Regions from separate parts of the Mus musculus genome. Here region 1 is linked to region 2. Evidence: chromatin loops called from intact Hi-C (ENCODE). Cell type or tissue: gastrocnemius. All regions are shown on one strand. Links, peaks and the distances in the headings refer to the core of each region. The heading gives the core; the rest is flanking DNA. Region 1 has its middle 79 kb from the start of Galnt5. Region 2 has its middle 670 kb from the start of Mir195b.

The links. Peaks named below come from ENCODE experiments on the same cell type or tissue, not always from the same donor. Only the 100,000 strongest peaks of a DNase experiment are listed, where the experiment ranks them.
Region 1: it touches region 2 in a loop (10-fold over the local background); 27 of 42 quality-filtered maps call a loop at or near these places.

The regions. Positions count from the first base shown.
Region 1 is chr2:57,916,751-57,922,139 of GRCm38, forward strand. No RefSeq gene overlaps it. Among named protein-coding and RNA genes, the nearest start is that of Galnt5, 79 kb to the right of the region's middle. In gastrocnemius, for the core only: a CTCF peak has its summit at 2,829 (motif pointing left); DNase peaks (open chromatin) are centred at 1,184 and 2,826; H3K4me3 peaks cover 349 bases.
Region 2 is chr2:56,111,819-56,117,207 of GRCm38, forward strand. No RefSeq gene overlaps it. Among named protein-coding and RNA genes, the nearest start is that of Mir195b, 670 kb to the right of the region's middle. In gastrocnemius, for the core only: a CTCF peak has its summit at 2,830 (motif pointing right); no DNase peak of the experiment used is centred there.

The DNA.
Region 1 (5,389 bases), core at 216-5,215, 1.8 Mb after region 2:
GGGTAGACTTTTGAATAGAAATTGAAAGATGCCACAGTCAAGTGACAGGCCATGGGGCACGCTTCCCTGAGTACTGATGCCACAGTGGCCCGCTATTTCCCTCACCTTCTCACCCAGACTGCTTGGCAAACTTCGTTTCCCCTTTCAGATGAATCCTTGCGTTATCTTAGTAGACAGGATAATGGGTTGGTTCAAGGCCCAGACTGCCGTGCTCAGCAAAACTTTAAGCCTGCAGAGCAGGAGACTAGTTTCTTGTCTTCTGTCATCCTTGGCAAACGAAGAGGTTCCTTAGGTGGTGCCTGCACTCAACCTAAGTCACACTTAACTCTAGCCAGGCACAGTATGGAGAACTAAAAAGGCCAATAATTGGCTAGTCGACCTGCATTAGCAAGTGGTGAGTAGAACGACCTTGATCCCCGGTTCTCAACCTGTGAGATGCAACCACTTTGGGGGTCGTATATCAGATACCCGGCATATCAAATATTTATATCACAATTCATGGCAGTAGCAAAATTACAGTTATGAAGTAGTAACAGAATGATTTTATGGTGGTGGGGAGGGTCACCACAACTGTAATAAGGGGTCACAGCTTTTGGGAAGGTTGGGAGCCGCTGCTCTAGATGCTTCCTCTCCTCAATTCAATACACGAAGAGCAACTGTCCAAGGCAGAACCACCAAGCAGGCCAGTTTAAGGAACAGGGAAAGAAAAATAAACGGCAACTCTATATAGTATGACGCAGATTCGTCTCCACAAAGCCCTTAAGCATTCAACTGGGTCAGGAGCTTTCTGAGCACAGAAGAGTTTCATAGAGCTTAGATATGGGAGAAATGTGGCTGACAGTGGTTCAGTCCTCAGAAACACTCTTTCTGCCACCCCCTCCCCCATACCAAAACCCTGCAGATGATCCCGAGGAGAGGAGAGCAGCCTATTTTCTCATAAACATCATGACATCCCCGAAATACATTTCACATCATGGCAGGGCCTTCTTAAGAGGACAATGGGCATAGTCAACTGGTCAAAGTCAGTTGAATCATTTTGAGCTCAGTGTCCTTTCAAGGAATTTCTCATGAAACCATCCCTATCACGGATAGGTTTACCCCGAGGAGTTGACTCTCTAGCACTGCTAATCTAGCATTGATGTGGACCACCTCTGTGTTGATTTGGCTAGCGTCCCCACGCACGCTGTGGCACAGATTTTTCAGTCCTAATTTAAGCAGCTAGAGCAGGTCCCTGACTGTTAAATCATCTCTTCAGGAAATAACTCAAGTGGGTATAACTATGCCCAGGTACCTCAGTCCTTGAGTTAAAGAATTGTAGCTGTGGTCTCTATTTTTAGATAACCAAGGGGTCCACGTGCTGCCTGGGACCCATGTGAGTTGATCCAATTTTAATATACAGCGCCGTAAAACCTGTCTCAACCTTCCACCCTTGGGAACAGGAAAATCAGTTGCTTAGTGGAGGCAGTCTTTAACAAAAGGTCAAGCAAAATTGTTCTGGAGACCTTGGGAGGTGCTAAGCAGCTGTTTTAGACCATGAGCTACTTATAGAAGGTGAGCCCTTCGAGAAGGGGACAACTGGCTGCCTCCATGGTATGACCCTGTGCTTACCTCTTTGACCTTCAGCTTCAATTTACCTCAACCCCATGCCCTGACTACACAAAGACTTGAATAAAATGTAGATTTGCATGAGGTTATAAATTTAGTAAAAACAAAAAAATTTAAAAAAAATTTAAACCATGAGATCATAATTCCATTCGAGTATAAGTTTAGTCTACCCTCACACAAACAGCATATCTTCTGGTGGACAGCCTTTGATAACAGGCTGGTCAAGCAGTCCGAGGGACTCCTACACGAGGCATGATTAAGTCAGAGGGACGCACAGTCCTCTTTGCACAAATCTTTGGATTTTTTTTTTAGATTTGTTGTTATTGTTGTTGTTTGTTTTCAATGGTAAGTAGTTTCTCAAAAGCTCCATCTACAGAACCAAAACATTGCATTAGAAAATCTTTAAAAGCCCTACTGACAGGCTCCGGCTGATTATTCTTCAAACACAAGCTTCTACAGAAGCTTGATTTGAAAGCCAAAGTAGAGTAAATCTTAAGATATTTGATCTTCACAAAACTCTTTAGAAGCTATACAGTCCGGGAAAGATTTATTAAATTAAAATAAAAGTTAGCCACCTTTTCATTGATGTAGCCTTTGACCAAAGAGGGATTTCTTGATGGGACAGCTAGATGATCAAGAGATGGTAGATAAGGAATACTTTCTTTGCCTAAGGAGTTGAATAAAAGACATTCAACTCCCCAGTCTTAAAATTCCATGAAAACCCAACCTGCATGAGCCATACAGTCTTTTTTAGGGTAAACAGCAAAGGATTAAATGCAAAGCCTCTTAGGGCGAGCAGAAACAGACGGGAGATACATGCGCAGTGCCTCTGTTTCCAAAAGACTCTCTTTTCACCGTTTGCTTTTTGGGTCGAGAGAACACTCCATTGTGACTAGTATTTCACAAGCGCTAGCTCGGGAGTCATGTCTGCCTTGAGAATTGTGTAATGACGTACAGATGTTGGCTATTTGAAGGGATTTTTCTCAGTGACGCACAGAAATAACAGATCAAGCCACCCAGCTTCAAAACACATATAAATTGTCCTTTGGGATTCAAAAGGAAATCCATTTCTATGTACACGTCACCTTTATTCTTTCGAATCCAAAAGGTATAGTGGAGAGTGTTTGAGGGAAATGATACAGACTACTTTAAAGTCTTTTGTCGACCATTTTAAAGTTTGTGTTTCTTGGTGGAGATTCAGAATGCAAAGGCGCCATCTTGTGGCCAAAAGGAAAAGTGTGTCAGCGAAGGCCTGAGATTTTTAAATACCATTCTATTTCACACTTAACTTTTTATGAAATATTTGTCAAGTTTAATTTTAAGCACTTGGTATCTCTCTCTAAAACAGATGGCTAAATGACTTAATACAATTTAAGATTGAATACATCTTTAATATGGTTTATACAGATCTGACTCCAGATTTAAAAGCCCAGCCCATAATAACCATATGAGACAGAAAGCTTTCATCAGGCGTGAAATAAAAATAGCATGTAGTTTTAAAAAGCAGAAAATTTTGTCTTTTATAAATGAAACCTTGCCTATTGATAAACTTTATAGTAGAAATCTAGTCCATTTTTTTGTGTGTGTGTGTGCTGGAAGAAGCTGTAGGTTTCTTTTACACAAAGTAAACAAAGAAAGTTAAGTTTTAAGTTAAGTATTTTGCCTTTAACAATATAATCAGAAGCTTATGCAATTTGTGTGTGTGTGTGTGTGTTTAAATGATAGTCTTTTACAACTAAGTTTCACATTTTGTAAAATTGAAATAGAGGCACTTCAAGGAATAAGCCTCAGCACACCACTGGTAATTCAGGTTTTACAGATAAGGAAACAAAATATTTCAAAGTAGTTGCCTTAACTAATTACACACACACACACACACACACACACACACACACACACACACACACACACACACAAAAACACAAAGACAATAACTCAAATCCAGTTCTCTTATATGACACTCCACTGTAGAGGTTGTGTTCCAGATGCATCCACAGGCCTGGGTACCTCCATCAGCTATTGTCTGCATTTCGACCATATATATACTATTGGAAGAGTCTGTGCAGGTATTGGAGCAGGCATATATGGCAGGAATATAGCAAGTCAGATTAGAATGTTTTAAAATACATATGACTAACATACTAGGAATTTTAGCAGAAGAGTTAAGCAATATGCAAAATCGGATAGACAACATGAGCAGAGAGATGAAGATTTTAAAAAAAATAATCACAAAGATGTGTTGACTGTGAATCAAAAGTTGAGAGAAAAATGGACAAAGGCCTTAATGGGCAGAACTGTGGACTGCACACAGCCGTGGAAGAGCTGTGAACTCGAGAACGTGACCACTTCCTGGTTCAAAAGAACAGAGGAAATAGATGGAAGGAAAACGAACATAAAGTCCATGAACTGTGAGAAAACTACAAAAAGTATGTAGTGGATATGCGTGCAAGAACACACAAAACTGGCACAGAGGCACTATTTGTCGGGATATGACAAACAAGCTCTCATAACTTAATGTTCCAGTAAAACAGATATCCAGGAAACTCAGCAAACACCAAACAGGATAAAAGGCAAACAAACAAAACAGAACATAAAAACCTGTGCCAGCTATATGTTGAAGGTTTAAAGAAATTCTGCAGAGAAGGAAAAGTCTATAGAATAAAAAAGAGGAGAACTATGGAAGTAGCGTCGTAGGAGAGCATTTGCTAGCCCTGTCTTTAATCACCTGTGCTTCTTACTGCCAACCAGGCAAACAAACAAACCACTCCCCCAAAATGAGAGAATGGATAGATGAAGCTAAAATAAAATTTTATTTTTTTTTGAAATTTTAAATAAGTATTTTTGTTTCTTTCTTTTTTCCTTTTTTAAAGATATTTTCTTTTTTCTTAGATATTTTCTTTATTTATATTTCAAATGTTATCCCCTTTCCTAGTTTCCCCTCCAAAAATTGCCTATCCCCTTCCCCCTCCTCCTGCTCTCCAACCCACCCACTCCTGCTTCCTGGCCTAGGCATTCCCCTATACTGGGGCATAGAACTTTCACAGGACCTAGGGGCTCTCCTCCCATTGATGACCGACTAGGCCATCCTCTACTACATATATAGCTACAGCCATGTGTTTTCTTTGATTGGTGGTTTAGTTCCAAGGAGCTCTGTGGGTACTGGTTAGTTGATATTGATGTTCCTCCTATGGGGCTTCAAACCCCTTCAGCTCCTTGGGTACTTTCTCTAGCTCCTTCACTGGGGACCCTGTGCTCCATCCAATGGATGATTGTGAGCATCCACTTCTGTATTTGTCAGGCACTGGCAGAGTCTCTCAGGAGAGAGCTATATCAGGTTCCTGTCAGCAAGCTCTTGTTGGCATCTGCCATAGTGTCTGTGTTTGGTGGTTATTAATGGGATAAATCCCCAAGTGGGGTAGTCTCTGGATGGTCATTCCTTCAGTCTCTGCTCCGAACTTTGTCTCTGTAACTCCTTTCATGGATATTTTGTTCCCCCTTCTAAGAAGGAGCAAAGTATCCACACTTTGGTCTTCCTTCTTCTTGAGTTTCATCTGTTTTGCAAATTATATCTTGGGCATTCCGAGCTTCTGAGCTATTATTCAATTATCCGTGAGTGCATACCATGAGTGTTCTTTTGTGATTGGGTTACCTCACTCAGGATGATATCCTCCAGATACATCCATTTGTCTAAGAATTTCATAAATTCATTGTTTTAAATAGTTGAGTAGTACTCCATTGTGTAAATGTATCATATTTTCTGTATCCATTCCTTTGTTGAGGGACA
Region 2 (5,389 bases), core at 131-5,130:
ACAACTTTTGTTTCCATTCTGAAATGATCCAAATAATTTTTCCTTTGTTTTATTCAAATAAATAAAAGGAAGATACTATAAATTTAAATTAATTGAAAACTTGTTATTAAATTGCTAAAAATTAATTTGCACATTACAATTTGCAGAGAATTTGTTGACATCAAAATGTAAAAACAACATATAAAAATCTAAAAAATATCCATACTATAAGTAACCCTGAGGAGCCTATGAATTGAATCTCTGTGATTCCAATTAATGAAATTCTAACTTAACAACTGACAAGTAAAATCACCAATTAAAAAGTTGATTATTCAGAAAATATTATTTATTGAATTCATTGTAATTTTATTTTTCTGTAAGAATGATGATCCAAGACCATCCATCATAACTATTTTTACCAAAATTACATTATAATTTTATAATTATAAGTGTTTGCTTGACTAATGAAAACACAAATTGAGAAAAACAATTATCAATAAACCCATCCTAAGATAAAGTACTTAGTAAATGGATGATGGAGAACAGACAGGTCTTCCACACAGAAGCAGTCCAAATAATCCAAAAACAGTCATCATCAAAACTCCCTGCAGTTTTAGTCAACTCACCTCATGAGCTTACTTCATATCCAAGAATGAAGTATGGGGAGATGAGAAGGGAAGAGGAACTTAGGACATCCTACCCCAAGTGGTCAGCCCTTAACACATTATATATGAGTAATAATAAATGGGCTCTATACATTTGTATGTGTGCATAATATATACAATTAAAGACAAGGATATGATTTTTAGGGGAAGTTGGGGATGGAAAAAGAAGTTGGACAGGAAAGAAGATGAGGTGTAACTGATGTAAATTCAGTGTTGATACATGAAATTCTCCAAAAGAAAGTTGTTTGGAAGAGTGAAGAATGCAAGATCTTTGGAGAGATGAATCAGCACTTAAGAGTACACTTAACTCTTCTAATGCACTGGCTCCTAGTCGCCACATTAGGCAGCTCACAACCACCTGCAATTCCAGGTCCAGCCTGTCAGACAGCCTCTTTTGCCTGCCGCAGGCCCCTGCATGCATGTGGTGAACTGAAGCTAATGCAGGCACACACATATGCATATTTAAAAAAATGAAGAAAACTGACATTTGCCTCCTAGATAATATATTAAGGTTACCAAGAACACTGAGAAGTCTGTGTTCAGTTCAACACCAGAAGTCTGAATTCACAGTCTGAGTTCAGAAAATGGTCAGCAATGGTATTGAATTCTCTGGTTTTCTCATAGAAATACACCTCCTTAGTCCAACCATGAAAATAATGCAAGCACGAACACACGCACAATTAATTGATTAATTTTACAAGTTAGGGGATGGCAAACTTTCTGAGTAAAATTAAGTAAGAGAGAAGCGATTACTAATGAGTACAATCTCACAAAAGTAAGATAAGATTAAGGAAAAACTAAACAGGCATCAATTTTTATCTAATAATCTCTCAGTATTATTTCCAACATGTGTGCTGCAATCAAATGCCTGAAAATTTGGGAGTAGAGTCTGAGCATTCAGTATTTTATTTTTTAGTAGCAAACCTAAAGCTGTTCTGATGTAGAAGGTTTTCTTTTATTTTTTTAAAGCCATTAAAAATTAAATCAGGAGGGGCACAGCGTTATGGAGGCCCTGTTATTTTTCAAAAAGTTTTTTCTTCAAAAGGAATGACCTTCTCTTGGCTCAGAAGACTGCATTGCAATTTCAAACAGTCAAACCGGTTCAGTAGTCACATCTCTAAAAGCCACTAAGATGCCCACCAATAAGCGAAGTATGCCCATCTGTGTAGGCACAAACCAGGTGCACTGTTTCATGGAGAGCCAATCAGTTGAGCCATTTTGAAATCTCCGGCTGCTCAGGACAAGACTGATTGAGCCGCAATGCTGAGTGTACATGGCTGCTGCTCTGGCAGGATTGAATTGGAAGTGCTGTAGGTTAGCTTAGCAGCACGGAAGTTATTGCTGGTAAAATCTGCAGAGGCTTTCATATTGACAATTAGATTTCGAGCAGTACAAGCTGCATTGTCATCCCCATTAGCTACTTTAAATTACCCATTCCTTTACAAGCTTAAGGGTGTTCTTGGTTAAACGCTACATGTTCTCCTGGAAGGGGGAAAAAAAAACCCAGCAGCTTACTGTTTAGATGAAATGGTCGTTTTGATTAGAGCACCGGCGTTTACCTGTTTAAAGCAATTACAGGAAACACACATTCTGCTGCAAATACTATGGTTTTACTGCTCAAAGAATTGCTGTGACCTTCAAGGTGGAAAAACATGAAATGGGGAGGAAAGCATAGATTTGATGTGAGAATCCAAAGATTGTTAAATTAAAAATAATGTCCGGAACTCAATAATCTTGTTCCAACTCTGCGTCACTAAAATGAACAGATCACTCAGAGAGAACCTCCGCAAAATTCTCTTCCTCTGACACAGGAGTGGGGGCCGTGGACATGGGGGACTTGGAGAAGTGGTAAGGATGTTGTCTCACTTCTGCTATAAGTGATGCAGATTCTATTCTTCTATAAGACAGAAATCTTAGAGGAATACATAATGAAAGAACTGAAGGCCTTTGATTCTCGTAAAAGGTAAGATGCCACAGCTTGAATGTGGCTTACATACAAAAGCAGTTCCCTAATTTGAAGAGAACATTCAGAAAACAAAAACAAAAACATAGTAGTTTCCAAGATCACAAAACTACCCTGCTGTAATATACTAGATACACGTAGCTTTCCATCCTTCCTTTCACTTTTCTTTTCTTTAACTGTATAATTCCAAGTCTTGTACTGTATCACACCTACATGTAATTTCTTTCCAGGCCACTAGATAGAGCCAAAGTATAAAAAATATGCCCATGAACGCCCACACACAGTCCAGGAACTCTTAGGCTAAAGTTGCACTCACACAATAGAAGCAATGAATCTTATAAGAAATTCAAGTTTACTTTAAAGGCTATGACTAGAATATTGAAATCTGATGCATGGTTCATTCGCTGAAAACTTCTGTACATTTGAATTCATGTAACATACCTCATCAAAGTTTTCTAACTTTTTGAATGGTGAAATTATTGATCTTTTCAAACACACATACGTATTATGCTTTTAAATTATGCAAGAAAATCTACTTTACTCAATAATTTTTATAACGTTAATCTTCTTAGAAAAAAAAAAAACAGAAAGGGGCCAGAATCATTGTCCGTGAAAAAGATGCTGAGCTATGAGTTATGTCAGAATACCTCATAAGATAAACTTTAAGATAAAGACTTGCTTATTGGGGTTGTCTTAAATATGCAAGTACCTTTTTTGTGGCTTAGGAGTTACTCGGCATCCTAATATTTCATCATCCACATCACGATGAACAAAATAATCTTGTCACACAAGTTTTGGTTACTAATCAATTAGGTAATGCAAAACACAAGGAACGTGATAAATTGAATGTGCACATAACATTACATGAAAATGGCTTCTTTAATCTCTCTTAAATCTTTTATCCTAAACACACAAGTGAAAGAAGCTAACCAAAAGAAAATGCTGAATTGTCTGAGTAGTATCGATGATGCCAGAAATAGTACAGAAATTCTTCTTAATACTGTATCTTTCTTCATTAACTTTATTTTATATAAATTTATGAAGACTCTGAAGACCCTTGGACAATGATTGAATACGGAGCGGATGTCAACAACTCCAGTTTCTCACACTATATTAACATCCATTTGTTTGTTTGTTTGTTTTTACAATATATAAAACAACAATTTGAAAAATGTTGCAAACAAACAAAATCTTTTGTCATCCTTAAAACCAAGTGCTTTAGAGCAGTGAAGGCCTAATAACACAAGAGTTCTCCTGGTTCAGAGAATAGAATTTTTGGCCTGGTTGAGGATGTAAAATTCTAACCAAGTCAGTTGATCTCCAGGCCAAGGACACCACCCCAGGAAGGCAGGCTCCCCTTAAAACATGATAATGGAAGATGTAGAATAATAATTGTGTTCACTAAAGGCCTAACTCAGTTTTCTTGAGTCAACTACTAGTAAAGAGGAGCTTCCACCATATTACAGTGGCTCACTCCAAGGTAGGACACAGACAAGAGGCAATACTCTGAGGAGTCTGAAGAAAGGGTTTTGAAAATAAGATACATTTGTAAGAAATACTAAATATATGTCTTTCCTTTCAAATACTATAAAAAACTTTTAGGACAAGGGATTTAGATCTTTATATCTTGCCCATCTTGTGAAACCTTTATTCAAATGTATTAATCCTCCCCAACTGGAAGTCAGTCCCCTCTGCAGTTATTCTAGGAATTGGACATCTTGGAGAAGTGACCCTTTTCCCCTTCACTTCCTGTGTATCAGTTCTTTTTGAACAAGACAATTGAAAAGGACTGTAAGGCTAGACCCAAGCAATGGGGAAAATAAAAATAAAAAAACAACATTCATTCCCGACCTGAGTTCAGATAAAAACCAAGTGCAGTTCCTGATTGTGTGTTGGCTCTCCTCCTACCAGGAGTAAAGTTTGCCTCATCCACACATTTAAAAGTAAACAAAACCACCAAGTATTTTAGGTTACTCAGTTGCTTTCTCTGTCCATGCTCTGGAGTGGGTTAGTAGTCTAGATTGCACTCTGTTAGAGAAGAGCCGAGGCCAAGTCTTTAGTCATTTAATGGAGAGTCTGGAACACACTGGTCTGTCTGCCTTCACAAAACTGCAACTGTTCTATAGCATCTTCTCAGTCCAATGGCAGTTCAGGTCAGTGTAAAAAAAAAAATAATAATAGTACAATGCTAAACATGGTCTGTCCCAAAGGATAGGGGGAAAAGGTAGATTTTTGATTTCTACACTTTAGTCGTTTAAATCAGAATCCTTTTTTTGGTAAACAGTAGAAAAATTTGGGTAAAAAAAAATTGTTCAATTCACTAGAGGATTAAAAAAAAAACATATCAAGCAAAGGGCCTGCTGTGTTTCTTCACCCCTCTCCCTCCCCAGTACTTTAGAGACTTTAGAATATAAACTTGATCATTGTAAATATAAAAAAGATGTTACTCGAAAAAAAACTTCATGTATATATTTTTACTTTTAACACAATTTGTGAAAATAAACTCATTTAATAAAGCAAAGAAAAATTTTGACAACGCCTAGGAAAATTAAAATAAGATCTAGGCTGGGTGGTGTATACCTAAATCCCAGCACAGGTAATCCTGGATGGGTACCAAGGATGACATGTCAACCATGGCTTTACAGTGAGACCCTTGCTCCAAAAGTTAATTCTTTCCTTTGGTACCTGGCAACTTCTCAGTATATGTAATATTATTTTGAATAGCTCTTCTTCTATGGAAATTAAACTCCTTTATGCAATAATGATAATAATGATAATGCAT